Linked DNA regions of Mus musculus: all the other regions are linked to region 2. The links are chromatin loops, found by intact Hi-C in ENCODE. Cell type or tissue: heart. All regions are shown on one strand. Each heading gives the region's core, and the rest is flanking DNA. Links, peaks and the distances in the headings are about the cores only.

What was found. A loop is a pair of places that touch in the nucleus more often than their neighbours do. Peaks named below come from ENCODE experiments on the same cell type or tissue, not always from the same donor. Only the 100,000 strongest peaks of a DNase experiment are listed, where the experiment ranks them.
Region 1: it touches region 2 in a loop (3-fold over the local background); 21 of 42 quality-filtered maps call a loop at or near these places.
Region 3: a loop joins it to region 2, with 7 times the contacts of the local background. A loop is called at or near these places in 41 of 42 quality-filtered maps.
Region 4: a loop joins it to region 2, with 6 times the contacts of the local background. A loop is called at or near these places in 41 of 42 quality-filtered maps.
Region 5: it touches region 2 in a loop (2.3-fold over the local background); 3 of 42 quality-filtered maps call a loop at or near these places.

What each region holds. Positions count from the first base shown.
Region 1 is chr7:120,674,484-120,680,810 of GRCm38, forward strand. It overlaps Mosmo (modulator of smoothened), which reads left to right and starts at 3,137. Exons shown (of 3, transcript NM_001164580.1): 1 at 3,137-3,387. The coding sequence starts at 3,282. It also overlaps a transcript of Pdzd9 not described here. In heart, for the core only: a CTCF peak has its summit at 2,960; DNase peaks (open chromatin) are centred at 3,078, 3,378 and 3,748; H3K4me3 peaks cover 2,782 bases; H3K27ac peaks cover 2,063 bases.
Region 2 is chr7:120,914,193-120,920,519 of GRCm38, forward strand. Polr3e (polymerase (RNA) III (DNA directed) polypeptide E) reads left to right here and starts at 3,586. Exons shown (of 21, transcript NM_025298.4): 1 at 3,586-3,718. n-TLaag4 (a tRNA gene) reads left to right here and starts at 3,325; the gene lies at 3,325-3,406. In heart, for the core only: a CTCF peak has its summit at 3,481 (motif pointing left); DNase peaks (open chromatin) are centred at 3,509 and 4,579; H3K4me3 peaks cover 2,526 bases; H3K27ac peaks cover 1,369 bases.
Region 3 is chr7:120,832,155-120,838,481 of GRCm38, forward strand. n-TLtag1 (a tRNA gene) reads right to left here and starts at 3,406; the gene lies at 3,325-3,406. In heart, for the core only: no CTCF peak of the experiment used is centred there; DNase peaks (open chromatin) are centred at 2,957, 3,477 and 3,697; H3K4me3 peaks cover 2,289 bases; H3K27ac peaks cover 1,669 bases.
Region 4 is chr7:120,839,074-120,845,400 of GRCm38, forward strand. Eef2k (eukaryotic elongation factor-2 kinase) reads left to right here and starts at 3,758. Exons shown (of 18, transcript NM_007908.4): 1 at 3,758-4,027. It overlaps Gm36449 (a long non-coding RNA gene), which reads right to left and starts at 4,438. Exons shown (of 2, transcript XR_378468.3): 1 at 3,526-4,438; 2 at 2,054-2,447. In heart, for the core only: CTCF peaks have their summits at 3,731 and 3,935; DNase peaks (open chromatin) are centred at 3,748, 4,448 and 5,098; H3K4me3 peaks cover 2,395 bases; H3K27ac peaks cover 2,151 bases.
Region 5 is chr7:120,751,302-120,757,628 of GRCm38, forward strand. Vwa3a (von Willebrand factor A domain containing 3A) reads left to right here. Exons shown (of 34, transcript NM_177697.3): 3 at 1,234-1,357. Among named protein-coding and RNA genes, the nearest start is that of Vwa3a, 15 kb to the left of the region's middle. In heart, for the core only: a CTCF peak has its summit at 3,567 (motif pointing left); a DNase peak (open chromatin) is centred at 3,570.

The sequences.
Region 1 (6,327 bases), core at 891-5,890, 240 kb before region 2:
ACCTAGTCGGTACTAGAAGACTTAGTCCCTTTGTCCTCTTCCCGGGGTAGCTAGCACCTAATACCTAGTCGGTACTAGAAGACTTAGTCCCTTTGTCCTGACAGAACTCCAAACACCCACCCTAGCTTGAGAGCTCTCTATCAGTCTGTCAAAACCTCCTGGGCCTGTAGCTGACTTCGGATTAATTCCACTTCCTTCCTTCCCCCCACAGGAATTGGTCCTAAGAGAGCTCCCTAATAAATGTCCTACACACCACCGATCAATAACTTTTCATCTTGGAGACAGTTCTGCGAGAACCAACCTACCAGACAAATTGCCATTTGATCCCTGGGTGTAAGCTAACCTCTGGATTTGACTGTTGTCTTCTCCCACCCTAAGAATCCCAGGCACAAATATGCAACATAGCTGCCACTCTCTCGGCCCACGCAGTAAACCTGACTGAGAGAGGAAGTGTGTTCATTATCCTGTCAGGCCAAAGATGCTCCTTCAAGTGCAGAGTAATGGCACGGTTTCTTCCCGTTTTCCCTGAAGTCCCATCTGGAGTCAGCTTCTTCCGAGCTGAGTCCTACCATCTATCACAAGAAAGCACGCCACAGTCTCATCCCTTTAACAGCCACCGTATGGCTATTTCTGTCTTTAGCCTGCCAGCACAGAGCCCTCCTGGGGGCCGTCTATGTTCTTCTGGGTCTCCAAGGACTCTCCACCGTAAGGGGCATGGTGGCTCATCTCCGAATAGAAAGATCCCAGCTGTTTACTCAGGTGAGTGATGAGATGCCTCTGCTGCACACAAGGTCTGTTCAGGAGGAGAGGAAAAAGAGGCTCAAAGCAAGGACATGGACTTCTCAGTTCAAGTTAGCAGCAGGGCTGGAATTAGCACATACTTCTCCATCATTTTGCTCTCCCCCCACCCCACCCCCTCATTGCCCCTCAGTTTTGCTTCTGTTAAAATGTAGGTAGAGCTGTAGAGAAGGGAACTGTGTTGTCCTGTTACTGCAGAGACATGGGACTCTGAATTATCAGCGCGATTGGAGACAAACAGAGCGTGCGGCTAAAATGGGAAGTGGTGGGAACTGTGTGAGCACTGTGCTTGCCTCCTAATTACTATGCCTGTCTTACTTGTAGGAAAAGACCAGGTGAATCGCTGTTATCTACAATGATACGAAACCCCTGGAGAAGGATGGAGAATGTTTTTTAATCCTTCTAACACACATACACTCATACACACCCACGCAAGCACACACGAATACATACACACACACATGTACACACATGCACACACACACATTTTAATCACAGGTCTAGAATCTTGAATAGAAGAATACATATACTTCAAGATGTCCTGGTAAATACTGTTGGGGTAAAAGGAAGAATTTATACATTTTTTTTTCAAACTCAAGAATTAAAGTATCGTCATCCCACAGAGCTGGAGTTAAAACAGTCGCAAACTGTTCCAACATTTGGCCTTGATCAGTTATGAACATCAATGGGTATTAGTCAGGAATCCTCTCTGTTATAGTTACAGCTCCTTTTATTCTGGACAATCAAAACAGCAGATAAGCCAAAACTAAGCCGGGCGGTGGTGGCACACGCCTTTAATCCCAGCACTTGGGAGGCAAGGCACAGGCAGGCAGATTTCTGAGTTCGAGGCCAGCCTGGTCTACAAAATGAGTTCCAGGACAACCAGGGCTATACCCTGTCTTGAAAAAACAAACAAACATAAACAACAACAACAACAACAACAAAGCCAAAACTATGGCTCCTTAGAACTTCCCCAGTCTTTAGAACAAGAAAGGGAAGAGCTACTGCAGCAACTGATAGGCATTCTATCTGGATCCCCAGGAAACATGAATTACCTGAGTCAGTGTCAATGGCAGAGGAAAAATAAATTATGTAATTAAATATGCACTTTTAAAAAAATACTTGCCCCAAGAGACCAATGTTTGGGCTGAAAAGTCTTTAGACCAGCAATCAACTCCATTTTCCCCAATCTACGTGGTGGCACTGGTGCCCATTACGAAAGGATGCTGGATTTGGTGGAATTTGAAACCTCCTGAGTTTTGTGGACATGTAGGCATCCCAAAAATAGAGACAAAAGTCGCTCTTCTAGGTCTTTCTAGAGATAGCTTAGGTGGTACTTAAGTAGAAAAATCATCTCCATTTGCTCTATGGAGTGCTAAGAAAGAGATGGATATAAAGTCAGGGTTAATGGTGATTTAGCAGAGAGCCACGGTGGAAGGAAACCTCCAGGGGGTAGCAAAATCGTAGACAAATCCTGTTATTATAACAATTCATATTATTGTTTCCTGTTTATGCACTAAATCTAAGGCTCTCCCCACAACCTTACTCTGTAAATATCACTAAACACCTGGTAGGGGCAAACTAACAAACATTTCAGGTTATTCTTCATCGCTTTCTCTGTTATCAGCAAGTTCTTCCTTCTGTCTGCAAAACACACACATCTGCTCATTTTTCTCTTTCTTGACTACCATAACTAAAAACCACAATTCTCTGTCTTAGACTGCGGGGCCATTTCTGGTGTCCCTACATTCGCTGCCCCTCCCCCCATTATAATCTATTTATACCACAGATCTTCACAAACCAAATAAGGTCATGTCACTATCCTGGTCGAAAATCCTCCAGTTCCTTCCCATTGCATCTGGAACAAAATCCAAATACACATTTGGTGAATTTAAAGACAGGATCTCCCTGTTTAGCCTAGGTTGTCATGGAACTGGTGTCTTTCCAGCTTCCGCTTCCCGAGAGCTGGGATTCGTAGGCGCGTGCCCACCCCGAATGCCACCTCTGGCCTCTGCCTACCTTTTCTCCTGCCACTCACTCTCTAGTCACACGGGCCGTTCTGCAGGTCCCTGAACCTGACATCCACTTTCTCTCTCCCCAGTGACTGTTTCCTTGTCTCTGGAACAGTCTGCACCTAATTCTCACTGGACAAATCTTTAAGATCTCAGGGGTCTCCGACCCGAACCACCGTAGCAGCCCCGAGCGCCGGGCTGAGCCGACGCCCCCTCGGGAAGGCTCTGCAGGGCAGTCCTGGGCGCCGCCGGCCGGCGCGCGGTTTCGCTTCCGGGTGAGGGGCGGGCGGGCCGAGCAGTTCCGGGGCGGGCGGCGGCTGCGGGTCCCGGCGCGGAGGGCGCGAGCGCGCGGCGCGGGCCGAGGGCCGAGGGCGGCGGCGCGGGGACCCCGGGGCCCGGCGGCCCATGGGGCGCGAGGAGTGAGGCCGCGGCCTGCCCTGCGGTGGGGGGTGGGGGGAGCGGGGCGGGGCGATGGATAAACTGACCATCATCTCAGGATGTCTCTTTCTGGCCGCCGATATCTTCGCCATCGCCAGCATCGCCAACCCGGACTGGATCAACACCGGGGAGTCGGCGGGTGAGCGGCGTGCGCGGGCCGGGAGGGTGGCGGTCCCCCGGGTCGGCGATCCCGAGGGTTAAAGGTCGGCGCCGGGGTGGGGGGGCCGGCGGAGGCTGTTTGCCGTGGCTCCCCCTTTCCCCTTTGAAGTGTCTGTGGTTATAGTCTTTGCTTTATTTTTAGGCCTGGGGGGAGCTATAATAATACTAATAATAAACTTCATTTTATGGAGCATCTTTCATTCCAGCGCATCTCACGCACACACGCGCGCGCTGGAGATATCTTAATAGTAGTTAGAAAATTAAATAACACATTAGAGTCGCAGGCAGCCCCAGAGGCAGTGCCTGCTGGAACGTTGGCGCTGGAGGCGGGTGTCTGTGTGTGTGTGTGTGTGTGGGGTGTCCTCAAGAAAGAGGCGGGCATCTTTCCGAAGGGTATCCCAGGTGAATGCGCTGGCAGGGTTCTCAGCTCCAGCCCTCCCTTGCTTCTCTCTTTCTCACCTAGACCTGCGAGACCAAACCTTTAATTAATGTACACAGCTGTCAGGAGAACTGCTCAGAATTAAGGAACGGTCTTGTATTTGAACTGCTTGTTCAGCGAAGGTGAAGGGGAATGAGGAGTGGGACCCTTCAAATGATTTCTTATAAAATGTATCGTTGTGCTGTCAAACTTCTTAAGTGCCGCATAGGGTTCTCAATTTATCCAGCAATATTTTTAGCTCTTAAAACAAAACAAAACAAAACGGTAGCTGGGACATTTGTTGCTTTCTTCTTCCTCTCTAACCTAGACCTAGTAACACAAAATCATGCTGCCAGATGTACTGGTTATTAACATAACACTGAAGAATTCCACTTGTCTTGGCTGTAGAGTTTTAGCAGAGCTGTTAATTGTAACACATAAAAAGAGAGTTTGGGAATCATGTGGAGTTTGGTAATACCTGTGGGCTGTTTCTGAAAGTGTTGCTGACTCCAGACAGTGTACTTGACTATATGTGTGAACAGACATTCAGTTCATTATCACCGTTGTTTTTACTCTGACTGTATGTGTAGAGACTCCTTTGTGAGACTTTCTAAGTATCACATGCTTAGGAGCAAAGAAAGGTTCGCACTGTTGAGTAGAGAGATCCTTATTGGAAAAAGATCTTTTAGGTGGAATCCCTGTAGGTAGTGGCTGGAATGCCCACGAGCAAGGCAAGGCAGCTCGGGGAAGGGAAGTGCTACTATACATTATATAAGAGCAGAACGGTGCAGCCTTCCAGAGCTGATGTTGCAAAGGCCACTCGAGAGAAAGCAAGAGGAGAATAAATACAGCACTCAGATTTGGAGTTGAAGTCTTTGCCTGTGAGTTGGCAAAGACATGAAAGGGACAGTAGCCCAAAGTTTGCAGAAAGGGAAACTGTCTGAGAAAGGGAAGCAGCTGCAGAGAGAGTGCGAACGGTAGGCTTGTCCAGCTCTGTGCGTGGTGGCTGTGGCTGTACCGTGTGGCAACCTTCCTGCCCCACTGATCCTTTGACACTGGTGAATTTTCTAAATAAGGATAGTGAATAGATAGTGAGCTTTCTAAATGCCCTTGGAAAGAAAACATCAACAATACTTATACGAAGTAAATAATCAAAAGTAAAAATAATTACATCTCTCAAATCAGTGAGACAATCACAAGGAGCACAAATAGGATGTGGAATGGGAGGACTGGCCACGAGCACGCGTGCGTGCGCTCCAGGAGCTCAGGAGGGACCTCGTGGGTAGCAAGGCTCTCCGCCGTTTCCCTGCCTTGTGTTCAGTCTATTGGCATTTTGATGGTGGTAATTTAGTGCAGTCATTTTCAACGTCTATTTTACTTACGTCTGTGGGTGTTTTCCTACTGCATGTCTATGTACCCTGTGCATGTCTGGTACTGGAAGAGGCCTGAAGAGGTTCTGAAGTAACAGATGGTTGTGAACCACCATGTGGGTGCTGGGAATCAGATCAGAGTCTTATGGAAGAGTAGCCAGTACTCTTAACTACCAAGCCATCTCTCCAGGCCCTTTATTGCAAATTTTAAATGATTTTTAAAAATATATCTAAAAAGACAGCAGAACTCTTAGAACTAATGTAACCTGCATAGTGTAGTTAGAAAACCAATGTAGTGAACTGAGGAAGGAGCCAGGCTTCACATCCTTGTCCCTTGTCCCTGTGTCTGTTTTCGCCTCTGTAAAATAAGGACATTAGCCACCTCCTTGGCTTCTAGTGATGGCCCTCCGCATTGATCCATGGGGACATAAAGAATGGTCCCTGACATTCTCAGCACTGAATACTTAGTATAAATAAGTAACTGTCATATTGTTGTTGTGCAGTAAGCCTTAAACTTTTGCTGTGGGAAATGACAGGACTTCATTAGATGTTCTTGGAAATATGCAAACATCAAGAATATCATCCCAGAGCTTAGACAGAGCTAAACATCTTCCCTCATGCTTTGTGCTTTTTGTCGCGTCTGTATTGTTCCTCTTGCTCTGTTTCTCAGCCTTGGTGCTCCTCAGCCTCTTTGTCAGACACCAGAACCCCAGCTGATAAGCGTATCAGCTTGTTGCCAGAGAGTAGGGACCACACTTTGGACCCCTTTGAGTTTGTTTTTGCTGAATTGGTCCCAATACAGAAAAGGTAGAGTCTGTGTATTTTACCTGGCTGTAAGAATCTTTGCTGCGTTTGTTCTGATAGCTTTTGTTCTGATAGTTGGTTTATGCACAAGCTTCTGCAGATGCAGTGAAACCTCTTTCTTGCGAGGGAAAGCGCATCTAAAGGACCCTTAGCAGTGTCCATTAGGACAACCAGGAATGCTCAATGCTGGGAGGATATAATGACAGTTACATAAGTCTGCCCTGTTGAGGGCAGACTCTTGCTGCCTGGTGGACTCAGCATTAACAGCGGTATCAGTTATGTAGTGCTGTGTGCTATCTCGAGTCCAGACACTCCAACTACTTGCTGT
Region 2 (6,327 bases), core at 577-5,576:
TGAGGTAGCACAATACCCGGAGCACTCCACCCCCATCCCCACCCCCTCCCCCTTTTAAAAATGTGCTGGCTTTCTCTGCTCTTACAATCCTGTCACAGGAAATAGCCATCTCCAAATCTTTTTTTCTAATCCAGAGACTAAGTTCAGCTCAACTCAAATGAACAAATGAACAAACCAGTGGTGTCTCATAATGTCTTAATTCAGATTCTTGTGAGAGAATGCATTAGTGCAACCTGAAGCCTATGTCTACCTTAGACCACACTGGCCAGGTGAGGGACAAGGAGCCTGGGGAGAGTAGGGATGCTAGGATATTTAGAACAAAGATGCCACTAAGGACCCTTTTGGAGGTCTTACTAATGCCTAGAAGAGCAGGCCTGAACACAGATTCTCACAGGCAATCTACCCTGGGGACACATTCCCATTCTGAAAGCCAGGTATATATCACACAGTCCTTCCTGGCGAAGAATTATCCTGATGAATTATTCCTCACTAGATGGCTGCTTAAAAAGCAACACACTCCCCCAGATCCACAAGTACAGCTGCTAAGGGTGGAAGGATGGAACACACAAACAAATCCAACCTCAGCAGCAGACTCAAGAGGACTTAGGGGAAGAAAACTATAAAATGCCCACATTTCAAGATCGTGCCAACCCCAAATGACATTTGTGTGACTTGCTAGGGGCATATCTGGAGAGCTGAGGTGCAGGGTTACCCAGCAAGTAGGGCTGAGTACTGGCTGGGTCAGTGCTCTGAGCTGAGTTACTCCTGGGAAGGCAAGAGAGAGAGGGGGGGAGGGGGAGGGGGAGGGGGAGGGGGAGGGGGAGGGGGAGAGGGAGAGGGAGAGGGAGGACAATAACGAAAGGCACAGTGCACGTGAGGGAGAGCTCAGATTTTCATGGTAATAAGTGTGAAAAGCCAAGTGAATGGCTTTGCTTTGTCTCAAATTCCAGAATACCAAAAATGACTCAGAAAGAATGAATAACCTGAGAGTTTCGGTGACACACGCCTTTAATGCCAGTGCTCAGGAGGCAGAGACAGTGGGGTCTCACTGAATTCCAGGCCAACATGGAGTTCTAAGTTATCGAGAATCATGTAAAGAGACCCTGTCTCATCCCCTTCTACCTCCGGTCAAGAAAAGGAAGTGAACATATGCTTTGGGAGTTTCATTTCTGGTAGAAAACACGGAGGAAAATTCATGTATAAAGTAGAAGCCACAGATAGGGGTATTTCCTTCCATATTGAAAGTTAGAAACAAGTATTGTTTATTTATAGCATGGACTAATATAATAGATCTCAAAAACATAATATGGGAGAAAAGTTTTAACAAGGTGTTGGTATCCTGTGATAACACAGAAAAGCACACTTTATATTGCTCATGGATTTATGCATGTAGTTTTCAAAATTATTAGAAGGATACATGTCAAATTCATATTATTTGTAAACTGGAAGGGTGCTTGTGAGAGGATTTTTAAAAATGTGGTGGACTTTACTCTCATAGTCCAGGATATTGTTAAATTTTTGTTTATTTTTGTTTTGAGACAGAATATCCTATGTAGTCCTATGTAGACTGGCCTGAAACACACTTCTACCATGTAGACCAGTCTAGCCTGGAGCATAGTCTGTCACCGTGTAGACCAGGCTAGCTTCAAATCTGCTAAAAACTTCTGCCATTTGCCTCCTGATGGCTGGGACCATAGATATGCACCATTACGTCACACAGACACACACAGACAGACACACACAGATATACACACAGACCCCCCACCCCACCCCCTCCCCCACACACACACAGTTTTTCCATGATAGGGTTTCTCTGTTTAGCCCTGGCTGTCCTGGAACTCATCTGTACACCAGGCTGGCCTTCAACTTAGCGATCCACCTGCCTCTGCCTCCCAAGTGCTGGTACTAAAGGAGTGTGCTTACCATCTCTTAGCCCATATTTTAAGACACAGTTTTAAAGTGTACATTACATTTATCACCTGTGTATCTTACTTAATTAATTAATTACTTAATTATCGTGTGAGTATGTGTGACAGAGAACAGCTTGTGGATGATTCTTTTTCTATCATGTGGGTCCCAGGGATTTTTACATGCTTTTACACGCTTAGCCATTTCGAAGGCCTTACTTGTGTAACTTTTAATAAAAATTATGTACACAAGAAAATAATTGGAAGCAAAATGCCATATTGGCCAGGTGCAAGGCTGTAATTCTGGTACTTAGGAAGTGCAGGCAGGAGGATCAGAAATTCAAACTCATCAATGCACGTAGTTCAAAGCCAGCCTGGGCATTGTGAACCTTAGTTTAAACAACAAATGAATATGTATGCATGTTCAAATGTAAATGCAGAAATGAGTTTAATTCTAGGTGGTGGAAATATGGGGTGTGTGTGACTATTTTTTTTTTCATCTTTTTCAGTGTTTTAAAATATCTAGGGCTGGTGAGATAGCTCGGTCAGAAGGTAGGTAAACACACTTGCCTCGAAGCCTGACAACCTAAGACGCCCCCACAGGGTGGAACAAAAGAACTTATTCATCAGGCAAGTTGTCCTCTGACCTCCACGGCCCGCCCCCGCCCGTTCCCCACTCCCAAACAAATAAATAAAGTAAACGTAAAAGTCTGTATGGGCATATTAACATGCAAAGATACTTAAAAATAAAGTCTGGTTAAAAACAAAAGCAAAACAGAAAATAAATCAAAAGTATAGTGAAAAACCAGCCAGCTGTATATCTCTATGTGTTACTGTGTTAATATTTATATACCAACCCATTCACAATATGAACAAAACTATTTTCTATGGAGATAAACATTGACAGCAAAAGAGCAGAAAGGATGTACAATCAGCCAATAATGCTGGGTACTAGGAAACTAGAGCAAGTCAAAGCTCGAAGAATCTTATTTTGAATATTACAAAGAATATATTTTATCTGCAAAGTTTTAAAATTGTTTGTGTACTAAAAATTTAAACACGTAAATTTTCAGATAGAACTCTGCAGACCTGGGGTTACAGTTCAGCTCTGAGAGCTTGGTGAAAGTTACTGACAGAACCAGACATCGAATTCGGGTTTTTGAGTGTCTGAGTGGCTTAACCTGACACCTTAACCAACTGACTCAGAACGCAAAATAAACTATCCTTTGCTTTAAAACTTATTTGGAACAAGCTTGCATCTAAATACTTTTATTTCAATAAGTGGCATGATGATAATATTGTTTATGGCAATTTCTATCGGCAGGAAATAAAATAAATAAATATAACTCCAAGAATCGAAAGAAAATATACGTGTCAATCCAATAAGTAGCTTCTTAGAAAACGACGTCAACAGCTGGGTAGTGTGGCCGAGCGGTCTAAGGCGCTGGATTAAGGCTCCAGTCTCTTCGGGGGCGTGGGTTCGAATCCCACCGCTGCCAAGGCAGGCTTTTTCTTTTGTCTCAGCGTCTTTCGCTCTAGGTTCCTTCTGCGAGCGCAGCGGCGACCCCTGCTGTCGATGTGCGCTCTCTGCACCACGAGCAGCTCGCCGAAGGGGCGGTCCCGCGCGCGCCGGGGCGGGGCATTGTGGGTAAGAGGAAGCGCGAGGGCCGGCCCCGCTCCCCCCACGTGTCCGGCGGAGTTTCTCCAGCAGGAACATGGCCGCTGCCTGATAGAAGACCCGGCCGCCGCCGTCTCTGCAGCCCGCGGGTCCCTGGGCCGTTCCGCCGCCCGCGCGCGGCCCCGGCGGAGAGGTGAGCCCCGACTCGGCAGCCTCGGGATCCGGGTCGCAGCCGTCGCACTCGCTCGGTGCTCCGGGCCGCGCTGCTGACTAGGCCAGACAGGCCCCCGCCGCTGCGTGCCGAGGGGCCGCGGCCTCCCGGGACCAGGGCAGGGCGCAAGGTGGCCGCCCGGCTTTCCAGGCCGCCCCGGGCCTGGGTCGCTCCGTTCGGCTGGACGGTGGGGAGACGACGGCGGTGCGGCCCGCGCTGACTCAGGCTTCGGCCGCGCTGCCCCGCCCGGGCCTGGCTCCCGAACCGCACCTGCGAGGGCACTGGTGCCCGGTGGCGTGGCGGCTTTCGGAAGAGTGGGAAGGGCGCCTGAGCACCGGCGACATGGAGAAAGCCACTGGACTCGGGGCCGCCTGCATGGGCAGGGGTCGTTGAACCTGGTCAACTCTGCTTAGCCCGAGCGGGCCCGGGACGCCTCATTCATTGATCTGTGTTTAAGCAGAGTGGCGACTGCTTCGTGGACCCGGGGACCTTCCAGTAACGGGGGATGGTGCACATACCGGGTCATCCTGGAATATTGTTTTAGAGTTCCTGGGTTTGGGAGCGAAAAGATAAGATCATACCTTTATCTGTGAAATGGGGATATGATTCCCGTGCTACGGTGTTTTAATGAGTGTAAGATGGGTGACACTCCTGCTTCTTTCATTTGTGGCTGTCTTGTTCGGTCTTATATTGGAAGAAAACATGTTGCCACGTAGCAACAGTCCTTCTAGGTTCGCCTTATCCCTTTGAAGCCGGTGTGTGGTTTAAAATAGGAAAGGACCCAGGGTTATGCAATTCACGTCGCTAATCAGCTGCTATATTGAAGAGGTAGGATTTGAACCTGTAAGGTTTTGCACGGCAGTCCAACCTCTTAACCACTACACCATACTGCCTTTTACCAAAGAGATGTGCAGCATGTTAGTTAAGAATAAAACCAAGGCTCTTGGCATCAGCTAGATTTGGATTTCTTTACCTGTTTTCTTGGGGGGCTGTGACCTTGGGTAAACCAATTCGAAGTTGGGCACTATAAATTTTGATTTGCACAGCTAATGAGAAGAGTATTATTTGGTACTATATTGATGCCTGGCATCATTAATATTTGGGAGAAAGAACTGTGATTTTTTTTTTTTAATTTTAAAAGTAATGATCCCATAACCACGACCAAGTATAATTATTATCTCCACTTAATGGTCCAGGAATGTGAAGCATAGAGAAGCCTTCGTAGAGTTTAAAGTCTAGTACAGAGGACAGCTAACACCTGACCAGCAAGCAGATCAGGAAGTTCCAGCTTAGGACCATTCAGGAAATAAGGAATTATGCTTGTAATGGAAGGGGCTGGAAGCGGCTGTTTCAGTTGAGTTGTCAGGGAACACGTCTAATCCTGGAAGGACTGGCAGTGGTTACATATAAGGAAAATGAGCATCCAGAAAATGACTTGGTGAGCCGGGCAGTGGTGGCTCATGCCTTTAATCCCAGCACTTGGGAGGCAGAGGCAGGTGGATTTCTGAGTTCGAGGCCAGCCTGGTCTGCAGAGTGAGTTCCAGGACAACCAGGGCTATACAGAGAAACCCTTGTCTTGAAAAACCAGAAAAAAAAAAAAGAAAATGACCTGGGATTGTTGTGCAGAGTGTCCTCAAGGATGCTTGGGGCTTGGCCTGTTAGAAGTTCAGTAATTGGTCACTAGGCCATGAGGAGATGCTTATGTGGAGACAGGGGTAAGATCGTGTAAGGGCTTAGGGGTCCATGGAAGGATTTGTTTTATGGGACAGTTGGAGGGTTGGGAGCAAGGCAGCAATGCTATAGTAGCATTGCTACTGACAGTCACAAAGAATGGCAGTCTCTTGAGCATTGGAGATAGGAGGGTGGAGCTAGGGAAGCCTTTTTGTTTGTTTTGTGTCTGTAACTTTTTTTTCCAGATGAGGCTTTGCTATGTTATAGCCCAGGATGGCCTCAAACTTGTTATCTTCCTCCCTCAGCCTCCCAAGTGCTGGAATTATAGGCATGGGTCACCACAGCTTGCTTTGGAAGCTTGGATTGTTGACAGGTCAAGTTTCATTAGTGAGTGTTGTAAAATTGGGTTGGGGGGTCTTGCTACCAGCATTTTTATTTTGCAAGGGCAAGGATGGAAAACATCACTGTGTGGCATGTAACAGTCATGCTACACAAAACACTGCTTCAGCTGTGGCATTTCCATGTATCTTCTGCATCATTGATGGGAAAATATTATTGTTGGTCATAGGCTAAACCTTTAAAAGCCACTGAATTGGATACAGTTGTCTGGGAGGCTAAAGGGAGGTGATGACCTTTGCAGGTAACTCAATCGGGTGCCGTGTTGAGAGAGAGAGAGAGAGGAGCCTCTATCATCCAGAGGGATCTCATTCTGCCTGATGGCAGGGCTGGGCAGAATTTCAGCCCTGGAAGAATAGTTGGGAACCATAGCCTCTTTTTGCATGTGTTATGTTTCCTTGGTTCCCCCTGAAATCCTGTCTTAATGGGCCACCAAGTACAGCTGCCTGTAGAGCCAGTACCTGCTTAACACATATCTGTGACACTCAGTAGCCAGTGCAGATGCACAGTGGCAACCATGTAGG
Region 3 (6,327 bases), core at 811-5,810, 82 kb before region 2:
TTACCTTATTTTTCCAGACTGGTTTAGAGTTTAGAATTTGGAATGGGTAGGGTAGGCAAGAAGCCTTAGGGATCCACCTGCCTCTGACTTCTCAGCTCTGGGGTTACAAGTATATGCCACCTCACCCAGCATTTTATGCGGGCACTATAAATGGAAGTCAAGTCCCCATCCTTGTGTGACAGGCACTTTGCCCACTGAGCCACTTCCCAGCCTCCATATTTTAGTATCATTTGTATCTCTTGATGAGTAGTGCTCCTCACCATCATCTTTAAGACTTTGAGTCCACAGATCTGCTCTCAACAGAGACTGTACCTCCCTGCCATTGTGATGTGGACTGTGGATCCCAAAAATAACAGTGTGTAAGCAGATCCACGGGTATCTATCATCTGGTACGCACGTGGCGTTAACTGAATAAACACCACGGACCCTAGCAGAGAACAAAGTAACTACCAGGCTGCAGTGGAGGAAAGAGAAGGTATGAGTCAACCTTCATAGGTGGTGTGGTGTTCCTCATAGCACGTGTCCCGGTCAGGCAAATTAGAAAAACTGTGTAGGAGTTTTAAAATACAGTAGTTAGAATTTTGTGCGTGTGTCTACTTTTTAAAAAGACTTATTTATTTGTATAAGTACACTGTAGCTGTCTTCAGACACACCAGAGGAGGGCATTGAATCCCACATGACAGGATGGTTATGAACCACCCTGTGGTTGCTGGGAGTTGATTGAACTCAGGACCTCTGGAATGGCAGTTTGTGCTCTTAACCCCTGAGCCATCTCTCCAGTGTCTACTTGGTTCTTTGTTTCTTTGTTTGTTTTTGTTTTAAAGACCAGTGGTAATCATTTCTATCTGTTTAGTGCCCAACGCTGGCAGGAGCTTGCATTTGTATAGCCTTATTCCATTATTAGAGCCACACTTACAGTAGGGTTTGTTACCGTCAATGTAAAGATAAGGAATTGGAGGCCATCACTAACTTGAAATATCAGAAGGTGAGGGCTTCTGCTCTGTAGCTGAGATCATTTGGAAGAACTTCCCAAGGTCCAGTGGGAAATGTAACACATGGTTTATGTCTATTGCAGCCTAATTCTGTTCCAGGGTTTGGGGTTGAACTCTGGGCTCTACTTCCTTATCCCATACCTACAAATCTCAGGCTGTCCGAGGTTGGCCATCATACTTCCTTCTCCTGATGCTATGATGAAATACTTGGGCGAGCTGGGTAGTGACTTTTATTCTAGCACTTGGAGGCAAAGGTAAGCAGATCTCTGAGTTCAAGGCCAGCCTGGTCTACAGAGTGAGGTGCAGGACCACCAAGGCTACAACAGAGAAACCCTGTTTGGGAAAAACAAACAAAACCCTGACACTAGCAACTTAAGAAAGGGTTTATCTTGCCTCATAGTTCATACGTCCATTGTGTGAGCAAAGTTAGCGTCTGGAACATGAAGCAGCTGGTCACATTGTGTCTGTAGTCAGAAAGAAAAGAGACTGTCATGTTTACCCAAGTTCTGAGATGGTACTGCCCACTATTAGAATGGGTTCCCACCTCAACCTCCTGGAGGAGCTCTGTCACATAATCCATCAACAGGCCTAGAGACTACCTTAATCTAACCTAACCCCTGACAGGTGTGCCTGCCAGTGCTTGCAGATCCTGTCTAATTGACCATCAACTCTAACCTTCACAACTGGCAGTTGAACTTCCTTCACTGATAAATTTTTATCATCCAAATGCCCCCCCCCTTCTCTAAACTCCCTCTTTCAACCTTCTCTTCCTGAGAAATATGTTTTTAGGGCAGCCTTACATGTTCACATTATTGTCTAGCCAAGAATCAATTTACTTATTTTCTGGGTTTCTCCGTCTCTTCCCCCTCAAAGCAACAAGACTAAGGCCTGAGCACTACGTAGCAGCATAGATCGCCAGCTCAAGAATTCTTCTGTCCTCTCTTTATCGGGTGGGAAAGGATACGGTACCCCCACCCAACACACAAATCCCTGAAGGATTCCGATGCTACCCTAATTACCAGCCCCTGTGAGATTCACACAGGAAGGGTTGGCTCATTTAAAGAAACTAAAGGAGGAAGCATTGATGCAGATGCAGAAGAAAGGCCACTATAAACCAATGACATAGTTTATCCGAATAGGGCAACCAGTGAGACTGGTTTATAAGCGTTCTATTAAAAGCCATCTCCAACTGTGGACCAATGCTAGCCAGCTAAGAGATTTTCAAAGTCACTTTATGTCTTCCCAAGCTGAGGATGGTGCTTGCCACCAAACCTGATGAATGTCCTGTATTCAATTCCTAGGATCTACAATCCCACACTGTAGAAGGAGAGAACAGACTCTTGCAAATTGTTCTCTGACCTCCACACAGACACGGTTGGAGGTGGAAGTCTATCTTCTCTAAGGTTAAGGGTGTGGCTCAGGGGAGGAGTGCTATCCGAGGATGCCCTGAGTTCTACTTTCAGCAGCAGTGACGAAAGGAGAGGGGGGAGGAGAGAGGGGGGGAGAAGAGAGAGAGAGAGAGAGAGATCAAGCGAGAGCGGACCTATGTAAGTCTTCCACTATCATTCCGCTTATTTGCCCCTCTTCAGAATAAAAATGTGTAGTGAGCTGTCCACCCTTCTTTCACCCTTTTAAAAAAACAAAAAAACAAAAGCAAAAACAAAAACAAGGCAGGGTTTTCCTGTGTAGATCTGGCTGTCATGGAGTCAAGTGTAATTGATGAAATAATAGTGTCTCTGAATCCTGACCTGTCTTGCTCACTCCTGAAACCTCTCAGTGAGCTGAGTTCTTTTCTGGCACAAAGTAGCGCTTTCATAGTTGTGGATAAATAAGCATCGAGGGGACACTAAACCAAGCCTAGAGACCATGTGAAAGAATGAAGAAAGCTGAGACCTCAAGAACGCCTTTCTACGTAAGACTCCGCCCAGCAACCCAGCCCTTCGCAGTCACCTGACGTCTTTTCCACCAACAGAGACTTATGAGTGTCAGAACCAGGAAGGGACCCTCTCTAGCTCATATCCTTTGCCGTCGGCAGAGATCTCAGAAATGTGAACTAAGACCCAGAGCGCCTGTTGGGAATTTGCGAGCTGTCTGGGACCCATTGCCCTGAAAAGGGATGGGATTTTATTTTGTTTTGTGTTTTGTTTTTCAGGGAAGAAAATTAGTGGTCATGACACGTGTTTGTGTACCAGGCTAGAGAAAGAGACCAGTTTCGTTCGTTTCTTTCTTTCCTTCCTTGTGTTTTTTTAAAATGAGCTTCAGAAAGATTGAAGAAAAGAAGACAAAACCGAAAGCATGCAAAAATAAATTAAAAATTTAAAACTTAGGGATGTGGCAGCGGTGGGATTCGAACCCACGCCATCGAAATGACTGGAGCCTAAATCCAGCGCCTTAGACCACTCGGCCACGCTACCTCCCATTTGTAAGATAGGCCATTCAGAGTATATTAGTGTGATGACGCAGTGAGCTGCATTTTGCAAGCTCCGCCTCTGGGCGTTCCCGCATGCCCAAAATGAATCCAGCCTTTCAGTATGTAGGGACATCCGCCTCTGGTTTCCCAGCGCCCTGGTTTCCAACACGGCCATCAAGCAAGAATGCACCACTAAAAAGGAAAGGACAGGACAGTCCCTGAGTGTCAACCATGAAAACGCCTGATCCTAAAGTGAGAGAATTTGAGTTTTGCATTTTCCGAGGACGTGATGCTGCCTACAGCCACCTGGGGGCAGTGCTGCGCCGCCGCGTCCTCCAGGCGGGCTCGCCTGGGCGGGGCAGTCACTCGGGAACCGGGTTTGCGCCGAACCACTTCAGTCTGTAACCTCCTGGCTCATGGCCGCGTGGTGTCCAGGGTGTCTTGGAATGTTGTCACGGATCTTTTGTTGATGTGGGCTCCTTCGCTTTTATTATCACATTTTACGGAGTGGGAAAAAGACCTGTCAGTGTGTGTCAGGTACCTCGCCAAGCTAGCGTCCTCCCGCCTCTCAAGCCCCACTCCAATGCAGACTATTTACGTTGTTTTCAGGAAAATACAATTACAGAGTACCGCCTAGCAAACCTTGCGTTTCTACCGTTCAGAATTTTGAAGATCGACTTGAAATTCTTGAAACAAAAATATAGGTTATTTTTTTCTTCTCTTCTGATATTCATTCCCAAGTTTGATTCTTTTAAAAGCAGTTTTAAATCCTTCCAGTTTCCTTTTTGCAGATTTTATACTTAACTAGGGTCATCCATTTTCTTGCAACGTTTAGGGAAGATAGCAAACAAAACTACAATAAAAGGTGAGTGGCTATGCTAACCAAAGACTCCCACGCCACCAACCCAACAGCGGTGTTCAGACCCAAATCCCCAGACGGTTCATATTGTCTTATGTGACAAAAGGAAACCTTTTTTCGGGGGGCGGGGGGGTCAGCTATGAATGGATGAATGGATAACAGAGCTTCACGAGCAGCGAGAGTAGATTTGCGCGCGGCTTAGATGGAGGCAGGAGGATCAGGAGTTCAAGGTCAGCCTCCGCTATATCCCTAATTAAAGGCTACATGACCTGTTATTGAAGTTGTCTCAAAAACTTAAGGATAGGAAGACTAGCCTAGATTTTTCCAAGTGTCCCTTAGAAGAGGTGAGAACCCACAGGAGATAAGAAGATGGAGCTATGAGGAGGCTGAGAGATGAAGAGGCGAATCAAGGAATGCAGGTAACCTTTTCTAAGCTTTGTGTGTTTATTTCCCCGGGAGGGGGCACACCAGTATTCATGGAGAGATCAGATAACTTGGAGGAGCTGCTGTTTCCTCCCACCTCATGGATTCCCTTTGAAATCAGCCTCAGATGGCAGGCTTAACCGCAAGTCCCTTCACCCACTGAGCCCTCTCCCCAGCACCTGACAACCCATTCTCCCCTGGAACTTCCAAAGAAAATAGGAGGGGTCTGACTCCTTGATTGTAGGAATTCTGTTCTCCAGAATGATTGGAGTTACTCAGTTCGTAGTAATTGGTTAAGCCAATACAGTATAGGAACCCCACGGGTTTGGGGGCCACTGGCTCAATAGCTTCAGTAACCTAGGAAATTTGCTACAATGTTGCAGCAACGGTAGTACCCACCCCACAGCATTTGTTGTGAGAATTTGCTTTTCTCATTCCATCCACAATCTCATTGACCCATAAGTGTCAGACATCGGTCTGGTCCTATCAGAGAGTAAAGTCCTCTCTCTCTCTCTGTGTGTGTGTGTGTGTGTGTGTGTGTGTGTGTGTGTGTGTGTGTGTGAGAGAGAGAGAGAGAGAGAGAGTGTGTGTGTGTGTGTGCTCGTGTGCATGTGCCTATGTGTCTTCCTCTATCACTCTTTGGTTGAGACAGAGCCTCCCTGCTGAACCTGGACAAGACTAACTGAGCTCCAGGGATCCCCCTTTCTCCATACCTCCACCACTAGGATTACACTCAGCTGCCTTGATGTCTGGCTTGTTAACAAGAGTGCAGGGGATCTTGGGCCCCTAACTTTGTAAGACAAGTACTTTACTGACTGAGCCATCTCCCCAGACCCTGAAAAAGTTTTTTGTTGTGTTTGTTTGTTTAAGACAAGGTTCTTTGTGCTGCCCTAGTTTTCTTGAAACTTGCGCTGTAGAGTAGGCTGGCCTTGAACTCAGAGATCTGCCCCTAAATGCTGGGGTTAAAGGTTATGTGCTCCCACTACCTGCTTAATTGCTTTTAATTATATGTGTTGCTGGGTCTCTGTGTGATTTTGTGTGTGTGAATGAAGGTGTCTGCAGAGTCCAGAAGCAGGCATTGGATTCCCCTATAGCTGGGGTCATAGGCAGTTGTAAGCTACCTGATGTGGATGGAGGAAGTGAACTATGATTTTCTGCAAGAACGGCATCTGCTCCTAACCAGTGAGTGAGTCATTCAAAGATCAAACCTGGCAATCCAGGGCAGGCACCGCGAGGATGCCCATCCCAGGGACCTGAGCAATCCTTTGCCGCCTATACCTCAAGATCGTCACCAAGGTTCTATGGGATCCTGTGAATATCTTCTCTACCCTTGCCCATGAAGGGACTTGATAAGCCTCTACCAGGAGAAAACAAATGATAGTTTCTTAGTTACCCAATGCCATATCTTCAGGACTGAGGACAAAATTGACCAAAAGAATACTGATTGGAAAAAAACAAAAACAAAAACGGTTTTTCTTCTTTTAAGTGTCTGTCTGTGTGTGTGTGTGTGTGTGTGTGTGTGTGTGTGTATGCACTGGAGTGCTAGAGATCAAGATCAGGGTCTCCTACAGATTAAACACACTATTGATCTACGCGATAAGCTATAACACACGTGCCCTGATGTTTTATTCTTGGTGAAGGTC
Region 4 (6,327 bases), core at 727-5,726, 75 kb before region 2:
GGTTTTCTGTTTCTAAGTGACATTTAACTGTAACTGTCATAAAAGTAACCAGTGTTCCCTAGTGAAACGGGAGCAAAGAAAGAAAAATGCAGAGATAGAGCCATTGTTCATGTCCCTACTTCATAAATCTGCCTCCCCTTCTACATAAAGGAAGTGGGTTCTATGTTTGAATGGTACCACAAGTGTGCCCATACATTTTTAAATGCCCAATCCTATGTGTAAAATTGAAAGAAAAAAGTCTTCCTTTACCAGTGAGGCCCACCGCATTAAAAGCAAACAAACAAAAAAAAACCAACAAAAACAGAACAAAACTAAACTGGTCTGGATTCTTCCAGATCTTTTCCTATTCAAACATATAGGCAAATAAAGCTAGACGCCTCACTCTCAGAACACCCTAAGATAGGAGAAGAGTAATTTCATGGATTCTGCTAGTCTTTATAAAAACTGTCCTGGGGTAGAGAGGTGGTTCAGCTGGTGAGAACACTTGTAGCTCTCAAAAAGGACCCAGGTTCAGTTCTCAGGACCCATGTAGCGGTTCAAAACTGGAAACCTCCAGTTCCAGGAGACCCAGACCCGACATCCTCTTCTGACCTCCACAGGCAACATGTATGTGTGTGGTACACGCAGACAAAACACTCATGAAGTAAATTATCTTTAAAACAAACAACAAAAAAACTGCTCTAGCCATGCAGCCCAGGCTGGTCTTGAACTAGCAATCCTGCTTCAGCCTTTTTTTTTTTTCTTTAAACTTATTTATTCTTTTTTTGTATATTTTGGATATTTTCTACATAGTGAGCCAGCCACTTTTAAATTTTTGTCTGGATGTATGTCTGTGTACCACAGCAGATGCTTGGTGTCAGCAGAGGCCAGAATAGGACATCAGAGCCACTGGAGCTGGAGCCACAGCTGTCACCAACCATGTGGGTGCTGGGAAACTGATCTTGTGGAGGAGCAGCCAGTGTCCTCAAAGGCTAAGCGATCTCTCAGCCCTCGGCCTGAGTTCTAAAATTACAGGCATGTGCCACCCCATCCAGCCCCATACATAGCTGGGTTTGCTGTTGTATTTTAAATGTGGGCACCTATTCTAATTTCTTTTTTAAATTACAGCAATTTATTTTGTGTATGTGCATGTATGTATGTTGAGGCTGGACAATATCCTGCAGGAATTAGTTATCTCCTGCTACGTGAGTCCCAGAGATGGACTCGGGATTATGTGTCAGGCTTGGCAAATGGCTTTACCTCCTGAGCCATCTTATCAACACCTCCAATTTCTTTTGCATGGTGCATAATCTCTTTACCCTTAGGCATATAGCTGAGAGTGGAATCGCTAGGTTCTATAGGAGCATCTGACGGGTACCGGAAAACATACTCAGTGTCATTATCTATTTGGAAAGTAGACACTGAAAATATGGATCTAGCTGGGAGTGGTGGTACAGCTCCCTGTGCTGTGGGGCTGATCTTCCAGAAGGGCAGGCCAGGTGGGGCACACATCCTTCGAGCTGTCATGCTGGGCAGCTCCAGGACAAAGCACTCGTCTTTCTGAGTTCATGTGGCAACATGGGATCTTAATCAAGAAAATCAAACTTGTCTGGTGTGGTGGTGCATGCCTGTAGTCCCAGCACTTGAGAGGCAGAAGCACTGGTCTGCACAGTGAGTTTCCACAACAGTCAGAGCTGTGTAGAAAGATCCTGTCTCTTAAAAAGAAAGGGGATGGGGGGGGGGAATCAAATGTTTTGCGGGGAATGTTCATGCTGACAACAGTCTGAAGTCCTGACTTCCCCTGGGAGAGCAGGTTTACTGCTCTCAAACACCAAAGAGCCTACAGGACACAAGAGATCTGCATAGACCCAGATCTGGGCTAAACCATGCCTCTGTATAACCTTGGAAAAGCCACTTTCCTAGCCTGTTCCGTGTGCTAAGTGGAGGACAGTTAGGAAGGTTGTGAGGAATGGTATGAGGAGTACTCTCGCCTGTGTGCAAGGTCCTTTTGTTACCAGTAACACACTACTACAGACCGTCAGATGCTGTGATAAGACCCATGACCAAAAGCAACCTGAGGAGGAAAGGGTTTATTTCAGCTTACAGCACACAGTCAGTCCATGAAAGGGGCATTTGACCCAGACATAAGGATTGGGACCCACAGGTTGAGAACCACTGGCTGAGACTTAAGCACACTGGCTGTGCTTCAAGAAGGCCTGGTTTTAATTCCCAGCACACACATGGCAACTCACAACTGTAATCCCAGTTCTGGACAACCAGACACTCTTAGACAGACATGCAGACAAAGCGCCCATACACATAAAATAAGTAATTTTTAAAAGGTGGATTTTTGGCTCATGGTTCTGGAAGTACAAAGTGTAGAGGATGTTTCTGGTGTTTTTGCTGGTACAACTTCAAGGTGGTTCAGGTCTTCAGGTCTTTAATCTGAAAGCCCAGGCCAGACAAGCCTGTGGCAGAATAGATATTATGGTGTTTCTCCTGTCAGTAAGTCTATTAACAGTTGCTTTATTAAATGAAATAGATCACACCCTTTCCTAACTGTGTCCCTGGGCAAGATACATTCTTTATAAGTCTCAGTCCTATGATCTGTACAATACAGCTAGTCGTGCCTGCATACCTTATATAGCTGACTGCAGCTGGATGGACAAATAGCTCAAAATGTGCAACTGTTTAGATTTTTACTCTAAAGTATACGGTGAGATATGACCTCAAAGTACACATGCCTGCCTCCACTGGTTTTCAGTCTTTACATCTTCCAAGGGCTACCTTCCTTCCATGCACTGCACCAGATTTGAGTTTTGAGAAAGGGCTTCACCATGTAGCCCAGGCTGGCCTTGCTTTTCTGGGGACTGCAGAGGTCTACCACCATGCCCAAGTTCCCACCCATTAAGCACTATGTGCCAGGCCCTAGGCTCAGAGTTAGGAATACTGTGATTTTTCCCTCCAGAGAGTCCAGGAAGGCTTGACAAAGATTTTTCTTTTTTGTTTTTGTTAAGACAAAGTTTCTCTGTGTAACAGCTCTGGCTGTACTGGAACTCCCTCTGTAGACCAGGCTGGCCTTGAACTCACAAAGATCCTTCTGTGTCTGCCTCCTGAGTGCTGGGATTTGCCACCACCGCCCGGCCCTGATAAAGTTATTAATTAAAAATTATAGAAATAGTTGGAATTGTCAGGTAGGCCGAACTGTATAAATTTAAACCGAATATATGTTTATATACAAATATTAAATTTAAACAAAAATATATAGGTTATATATTAAATATTTACATATACGTGTATAATTTTCTATACTTATATTTATAAATTTATATGTAAATATTAAATACATATGTGCTTACCATGAATTTGGATTCTTTATGAGTTTTTAACACAATTTTTGTTGTTTTGCCCCCTCCTGCTCCTTCGTTACCCCTCCCTCTCTTGAAAGTGTTAAATTTCTTCAAAATTATGTCATGAAATCCTTAAGATTTCCCTTTTTTTTTTTTTTTTTGAGACAGGTTTTCTCAGTGCAGCCCTGGAACTCACTGTGTAGACGACCAGGCTGGCCTTGAACTCAGAAATCCGCCCGCAGTCTGTCTTCCAAGTGCTGGGGTTAAGGGTATGCGCCACCAGACACACAGCATGAAATCTAACGTTAGACCCAGGTGTCTAGGAAGCGTTCAACAGGCGGGGGAGCCAGAAGACAACACGGCGGCTGCATGGAGGTGATGGCCACCCGGGGACGGCCACGTGAGCCCGGGCGTGCGCCCCGTGCGTCAGTCCCGCCCCAGCCCTGGTCCCAGCCTCCAGCCTCCAGCTCCAACCCCAGCGGCAGCAGCCCCAACTCCAGCCCGTGCTCGGCTCCAGCGCTCCGACGTCTTCAGGCGCCCCACTGCGGCTGCGGGCCTGGCTCTCTGTCGCCTGCGCTTTGTACCGGGGATTCTCCTCCCTCCCTGCACCCTGGAGCGCCCGGCCGCCAGCCTTTGCCAGCTCCTTGGGATCCTTGCGGCCGTGGGCAGCAGCTGTCGCGCCTGCCACACTGTGGGAGGTAGGTGACGGGAAGATGGGGAGCCCGCGCGTCCCGCTGCAGCAGCCCCCCGAAAGGCCACTGGGGCGCTTCTCTGGTTGCAGAGCTTCCCCCGAGGCTCAGTGTTTGCGTCTGTAAGGAAGGAAAGAAAGACGTTGGCAAGCGGTGAGCGCAGTTCTGGTTGCACCAGGCAGCGCACGCGGGCCTCCGCCCGGGTCTCCTCTGTGCCTCGGCGAGCCCGCCTGTCCCCCTGAAACGCCCAAGTAACATTTCCCCTCGCCGGGTTCCCCACACTAGAGGCCTATGCGGGCCTCAGTTCTCGGAACCTCGAGGTCTGAGCTGCATACGCCCTTGCAGCATTGTTGGTTGAGGGAGTTGGGGTGTTGGCAGGCGTTGGAGACTTGTGCGCCAAGGGGCTGAGCATTCGTATGCAGTTGGTGGCGCGGGGGCGGGGACCTCCTGGGTGAGCCCTGGGCCAAAACTAGCTAGTGTCGGCTAAGGGGATTGCGGGAAACCTGCCCAGCTGCGCCCTGTGTGTGACTGATCGCGTGCGTTTCGGAAGAGTGAGATCTGACTTGGGAATTCTCCTTGGGGGAGTATTTCTGCGTCCTCCGCGATGAGGCGCTCCCTGGCTTGGGACCACTGAACAGATATTACGGAGGAGAAAGCCGAGGTCCAGAGTGGACCCCAGATCCTCAGAGGCCAGGTAGGGAATGTAGAGTAAGTAAACAAGGATTGTGAGTGTAGGGGTTAAGAGTGAAGTTTTGGGAAGACTTCCCGGGGAAGGTGCTGTTTGCTCTGTGAGGAGGACGAAGCCAGTGGAGGGAGTGGGTCCAGGCCGTGTTCAAACCCCGACCTTAGACAGCTAGCTCTTCACCCCTCTCTGCTGCGGCAACAGTTCCTGGGAAAGGAAGGCTAGCGGGGAGCGACTCCTTTGTTCCAAAGAACTGGGTTCTTTTGAGAGTCTGAGCGCGTTAGGCGTGACTTTCCTGAATGGCTCATGCCACGCTGTTTCACAAACATAGTATTTTCAAACCTTTTACCCTGCACTGATCAGACTCGCCCCAAGAGATCTTGTCATCCACAGCTGGCAGCTGTTAATTCCCCCCTGGGAACGGCCTGTAGGAACCTAGGGGTGCACGGCAGGATCGAGTTGTTTTTAGGGTTCCTTCTCTACCTTAATTTCTATTGTGAAGGAGAAAAACTTCAGGATCAGGCACAGCAACCAAGTAGCAACAGCCTTTAGGAAGGCTTTAGTTGGTGAGAGAGGCAGCTGCAGGAATCAGTTACCTCCAAGTCCCAGGGTGCCACCGGGTCTACACCTGGGATGATCCTGGGTTTGAGCCTTAAAAGCTTGTTGGATGAGGGCCTGTGGGGGGGTGGGGGAGCATGGCCGGCTCAGAGGGTGAGAACACTTACCTCTGAAGTGAAAGGGGAAAGAGCTGTAAGATCATGGGGACTCGGTTGCCCTGGCTGAGTGGCTCACCCGTGCCACACCATCTCCTGGGCATCCAGTGTGCTCTTCTGACTTCCACAGTCACCTTCGTGTTCACACACACACACACACACACACACACACCAAATTAAAGAGTATCTGACTAAACTCTTGCAACCAGGGTCTACAGGTACAGACTACAAGGCTTCGGAGAAAGAAAAGGGTTGAGTCAGTCGCTGCAGTACGGTAACATTTCACAGGCTGAAGAGTCAGAGGTGAGTGAGTGAGTGCGGGGCTGTGGTTCTATCAACAGCTGCCCCCTGCATGGCTTGCTTGCCGGCCTCCGATTGCTGGACCACACTGGAGTTTCCTTGAGGAGCTCTGCGGGGAGGTGCCCAATTTGCATTTCTAAGAAATTCTCAGGGGAGGTTCCTAGCTGCTCCTGGGTGTTCTAGTTAAGGAAATAGAGACTACTGTTAGGCAAGTCACTGAAGTCCTCCGTTCCTCAGCTTTCTCCCCAGTAGAAAGAAGCAAATAGCACCTGCCTCCTGGGAATGGAAGGCAGCTCCGAAGGAGGGGCTGTGTCAATAGATGTGAAGGAGGACAAGTTGGCAATAGATTGAGTAAGGAGAATAGCTTGAGACAGGTGACTGAGGGAAGGCACAGTGTCCTGCGATCCTGGGTCAGGTGATGGAGCCCCTGTCCTTTCTGAAGCTCAGAGAAGGTGCTCTGTGATGCTGTGGAAATGTCATCAGCCCGCCCTGGTCAAGGTGTGAAAAGTGAGCCGATGAGTGGGCCGATGAGTGGGCCGATGAGTGGGCCGATGAGTGGGCCGATGAGTGGGCCCGGTCGTGGTGCAGAGTTATTTGGGCCACAGTTCATATGC
Region 5 (6,327 bases), core at 904-5,903, 160 kb before region 2:
CTGACCAAGACCCTTGGGGTGGGGATAAGAAGGCACAGACTTCAGGAGTCAAGCAAGTGGCAAAGGCAGACTCATTTATTGCTAGAACTAGGCAAACTTTTATAACCCTTCCCTGCACCTCATTGGCTTTCAAGTAGCCAGATCTGGTGTTGTCTCTTTCTCATTGGCTCACTCCATCACCTGATCCAGCATCAGTGGTCTCTAGCCATGTTGGCAGATTCTAGATTGGCTCAGAGAAGAAATGTTAGCAGTGCAGGCTGGCCTGGTGCATGTGCTAGCATTGTGGCTTGGCTAAGTTCCCCTTACAACTGTGGACAATTGTAACCACCAAGGGGCATGCCTAGGGCACTTGGGATTGTCAACTGACTGGTAGAGGACAGAAATGCTGTTGAGCACCCTACAGAACACATGGCAGTCCCACAACAGACCAACAGACCTGCTTACCCACATACCAGAAGTACCAAGACTAGCTGGCCATGGCAGCTTTAATCCCAGCATTCAGGAAACAGATGTAGATCTGTGATTTTTTTTTTCTTGAGGCCAGCCTGCTCTATAGCACATTCTAGAATAGTCAGGGCTACATAGAGGCCCTGTCTTAGAAGAAAAGTGCCAAAGGAGTGCTTGCTCTTCTCATTGACTGCCTCACCCTTGTGGAGCACGGAGCCTTACAGCAGCGGGTGCCTGGTGACTGTCCAGTGCACTCAAGCTGAGCTGAACCAACCCGGAGAAGTGCTGTCTGTCCATCGCATCTGTGTTCTTGCACCGGTCAGGAGAGGAAGGCTTAGGTAGTTACATGATGACAACTCAAAGGAGCCATATCTTCCCACGGTCAGGGTGATTCATTTCTGGAAAATCCCTGCTAAATCTGGCTTCCCAAATGAAAATAGCAGTAAGAATTTGCTCATGAGAATTGAGGGTGGTGAGCCTTGAAGAGGGAGCTGATAAATGGTCGTTGCAACATCTTACACAGAGTGGGGCTTTTGAGATCTACCTAAACTGTAAGAGAAAAACAAAAACAACAAAAAAAAATCTCACAAACCACCATTTTATCAGAACTCTGTAGGAATCCTTTCTGTTTCCACAGAGAACTAAAAAAAAAGGTTTCTGATTCCCATTAGGAACCCAAAGGGGACGGAGAGGGGGAGGGGAGAGGAGGGGAGAGGGGAAAAGAGAGACACTCATGGTGGAGAGGCGACATGGGCTGGGCACTGAACAAATCACTTTGTTTTGTAGCATGGACAGAAACACTGACAGAGATCCGCAGAAGCAAGAGAACAAGAAGACCATGAATGACCTCGCCCAAACCTCACAGGATGGATTGCTGGTTACACATGTTAACCAGACCCAGGACTTACTGGTAACAACCACACTGCTTTAGTTCACCAGGGACACTTACAAACCATAGCAGGGAACGGGGAATGTGCGGAACTCTTTCTTCTAGAGGACCCAGCACTGGGAATATGATCAAGGTCCCCTCTGTAGCCCCCTAGATTTAGAAATGAACGAGGAGTTTCTGTCTTGGCTATACAGTTAATCCTTCAGCCTCTGGGAGCATCATTACCCCTTTAGGATCATATGAGGCTCCTGGTTTCATTATCAAAGCCTAGAGTATAAAGATTTGATTCTAAAGCTCTCTTTCCAGAGATTTTTCCTATAGAAGTCCCTAAAACCTAGGTCCAGAAGTCGACTTTAGGAAGTGTTGTGGGAACAGGAGGGCCAGGGCAGAAGGCTTAACTTTTAAAATAAAAGGGGAAAAAAAAAAACAAAAAACCCACACTGTGGTTTCAGATTCATTCCGTGTACAAATGACCCTCTACCTAAGATCATGGACAACTCTTGAATTCTCTCTACCATGGAAGCTATCATCCCTACAAGTTGTAAGTGGAAGGTAGCTGGCCACCACCCACCAGAAACCCACACTATAATATAAATTCCATATCAGTCAAAGGATATCCAGCCTTATAACACCATCAATGAAACAGCCAGGAAAACCAGTCAACTTTTCCTTCTCTCAAGTTTAGGCATTTATGGGAGAGCAGATTTAACTAGACTGAAACAAGGAAACCAGGCCTGGAGGCACAGACCTAGTAATCTCAGCATTCTGGAGGTAGAGGCAAGAGAATCAGGAGTTCAAGGCCAGCCTCAGCTCTCTGCTACTGTGAGGCCAGCCTGGGACACAGAAGACCCTGTCTAAATATAAAAAATAAAGAGGAAATACAGATAGAAGAAGGCATTCAGTGGGGTCAGCTGCCAGTGGTGTCCAGTGATGCACAGTGACGCCCAGTGACTCGGGTCTTTGTTCATCTGATTGCATCTCAGACCAGCTGACTTCGCAGGTATGGGAAGGGCCTGACCCAGCTTTATCAGTTACAGACAAGCCTCGTGCTTCTCCTCCCAGAGCAGTAAGAGGGTTTTGACTTCCCTGCGCTGAGCAGTCAGGGTTGTCCATGTAAAGTGTCTGCTTTACAGACCCAGGGCCCCCACCCCAATGAAGAAGCTACTCACTGTTGGTACCCACAAGCAGAAAGAAGATCAGTTTTCTCTAGGAGTATTTCAGGGGAGAGAGAAAAAGAGCATAAGGTCGGGGGCTGAGGGATCTGGGAGGAGTTGGAGAAAAACATGATAAAAATATATTGTATGGGCTAGACATATTGGTACATGCCTTTAATGCCAGCACTCAGGAGTAAGAGGCAGGTAGACTGTGCCAGACTAGAGTCAAGCTCAACAGGGTCTTCTTTCCCTGCTGATTCCGCCAAGCCCGTTCCCTTGGCTGTGGTTTCGCTGGGTAGTAGGTAGGGACAGTGAGAATCTCGTTCATCCATTCATGCGCGTCACTAATTAGATGACAAGGCATTTGGCTACCTTAAGAGAGTCATAGTTACTCCTGCCGTTTACCCGCGCTTCATTGAATTTCTTCACTTTGACATTCAGAGCACTGTGTGAGTTCAAGGCTATCTTGGTCTACATAGTGAGTTCCAGGACAGCCAGGGCTACACAAAAAAGCCCTGTCTAGAAAAGTATATGTTTATATGTGTGTGTATATAAACAACACACACACACACACATATATATATATACATAATTTCCATACAATATATATAAATATTATACACATATAATATATATTTTATACTGTATGAAAACCTCTTAATAAAATTTATATATGTATGTATATTTGTATATATATACACACACATATATACATATACATATATATGTATATATATATGTGTGTGTATATATATGTGTGTGTGTGTATATATATATATACACACACACACACACATACACACACACATTTTTAAGTTATATATATATATATATATATATATGTATATATATATATATATATATATATATATATAACTTAAAAATTTTAAATGCCCACTTTTGCAGAAGAGCAGGAGGGCCCTCAGTGTCAAAGGTGATGTGTGTAGAAATGGACTCTCTCAGATATCTGCAGGGCAAAAGCCACAGGCTGAAACATGACACACTATTTCAAGTGCAAAATGGAAAAAGGGTGCGTGATTAGTGTTGCGCACACAGTATCCTGGAAGAGGGCAGCGCCACCTAGTGGCCACAGGATGCAGAGCCTTGTTTCCTGAAGCGGGTGGTTAAGACTGGTGCCTGGACAGCCAGGGCTACACAGAGAAACCCTCTTTCGAAAAACCAAAAAAAAAAAAAAAGAAAGAAAAGAAAAGAAAAGAAAGAAAGAAAGAAAGAAAGAAAGAAAGAAAGAAAGAAAGAAAGAAAGAAAGAAAGAAAGAAAGAAGAAGGAAGGAAGGAAGGAAGGAAGGAAGGAAGGAAGAAAGAAAGAAAGAAAGAAAGAAAGAAAGAAAGAAAGAAAGAAAGAAAGAAAGAAAGAAAGAAAGAAAGAAAGAAAGAAAAAGACTGGTGCCTGGCAGCAAGCCTCTCAAAGGCGGGACAGGTAGTCACAGCATTAAGTCATTTAATGAGACAGTCTCTTGTGCCGAGAACTACGGTTCGTGCTCATTCAGAAAATCAGTGTAGTGTTTGGTTACAAGCTTGACTTGACAGAGCTTTTTCGATGAATCCCAGCTCCATCGCGGTCCATTAGCTGTGCGATCTTGGCCAAATCACTTAATCCTCAGCTTCCTCGGCAGAAAAGTGTCGGTCTCATGGGGTTACAGAACTACTATATAGAAAGTGCTCGGCATAGCCTAGGCACTGTGTTAGTGTTTGCAGTAATTAGGAGTGTGTGTTCACATATCCTGAGCAAGTGCTAATTTCTTCCTGAAATCAGACAGTTCACATATCCTGACACATATTCTTCCTGAAATCTGGTCCTGGGCAAGGAATGTGAGGTGAGCAACACCAGTACAGGAGCCCTAGCAGCCTTTGTTTTCAAGGCCTTTGTTTTGTGACAGCTCTGCTTATAACCAAATCGAGGGAAAACCGAAAGCATTGTTGAGAACTGTAGGTGCTGCAGGTCACATCCTAGCATCACCTGCCCCTCACACAGTTAGTTAAGGAGAGTGAAGTGCCTGCAAGAAAGCTGAGGCACAGACAGGCCCACGTGTGCACTCTTCCGGCCTTTTCATCCCGTGTCTTCTGTCCTCTGCAGAGTGGCTCATCCCACTGCAGTAGACAGCTTTGTGCCTTCAGTCAGCCCACTTGCCCACAACAGTGAAAACCCTGATATACCCAAGTCCAACGATGGGCCACCAAGGGTGTCAAGGGTAAGCTTGACAGGCCATTTCCATAGTCATCAGATGCTACTGTGTGTGTGTGTGTGTGTGTGTAGAGTGTGTGTGTGTGTAGAGTGTGTGTATGTATGTGTACAGTGTGTGTGTGTGTCTGTGTGTACAGTGTGTGTCTGTGTGTGTGTGTGTATAGTGTGTGTGTGTCTATCTGAATCTGTGTGTGGAGTGTGAGTATGTATCTATCTGTATCTGTGTGTGGAGTGTATATATGTGTGTATCTGTATCTGTGTGTGGAGTGTGTATGGTGTAGCTGTATCTGAGTATTGTACGTGGTATGTGTGTATGTCTATCTCTCTGTGGTGTGTGTGTATCTGTATCTGTGTATAGTGTGTGTGTGATATGTGTGTGTGTGATGTATCTATATCTGAGTGTGTGTGTACATGTGTGTGTGTCTGTGTCTGTGTGTCTATGTGTCTCACAGTGGTCCTGAGCTGGATTCCAAACCCTCAGTAGACAACCACTTCTCAGCCTTTTACCTGAGGTTAAGTGAAGTAAATGGTCCAACTCCATCTATATTCAAGGCTCTTCTGTAGCACACAGACAGCAGCAGGCATTGCACAAGAGGCTCTTGCCTAACCCTGCTCTACACACTTGTGCAGCTTATACGTGTGCAGTCTGTACTTTTATAACACCACTTCTAACTTACTACTGTCTTCATTAAAAAGCACCAGGACCAAGGTAACTTATAAAGAAAGTGGTTAACTGTGGGCTTGCTCACAGTTTTAGAGAGTTCGTTCATGACCCTCATGGTAGGTAATATGACAGCAGGCAGGCAGGCATGGTGCTGGAGCAGTAGCTAAGAGCTTACATCCAGAGACAACAAACACCACGTGACACAGAGAGAGTCAGCTAGGATATTGTGGACGTGTGAAACCTCCAAGTTCATCCTCAGTGACCCACCTCCTCCAACAAGGTCACACCTCCGAATCCTTCCCAAGCAGTTCCTTCACCAACTGAGGACCAAGTATTCAAATGTATGAGCCCAGGGGGCCAATCTCACTCAAACCACCGCAACTCCATTCCAGCTCATGTTGCCCTTTCCCTCTTCACATATCCCGCCTCTCCACACCTCCCTGGCGCCACCTGGCATGGCCTCCCTTGCTGTGGGCAGGGCTGGCTCCTTCTTAGCCCTCAGTTGCCTGGCTCAGAGGCCTTCTCTGACTGCCTCTCAGCTAGGCGGCCTCCCAAAACCACCCTTGCCATTTTCCAGCCACTTTTCATCCTGCTTTCTTCTTAAGAGCGTTCCTTTCTGACACTCTCCTGCATATTGACTTCATTTCCCTGTCCATCTATCCACACTAGAACACAAGCTGTGAGAGGACAAGAGTATTTTTACTTGCATCATAGCCGGAGCACCCAGGATGGGACCGGTTCAAAGCAATGACTCAGAAATACCCTAGAAGAGATCAACAAGGGAAGGCTGGCTCAGTCTGAAGTCAAGGCTATCCAAGGCTAGCTCTGGAAAGCATCACCAGTGCTAAGTGCTTGAGGTAGAGTTTCTTCTGCTCCACTACCAGGTCTGCGCACATAGCCTGAGCTGAGAGTACTGAGTGACACAGATGTCACTAAGCACAAGGTATCATCACATATTTGATGGCTCAGT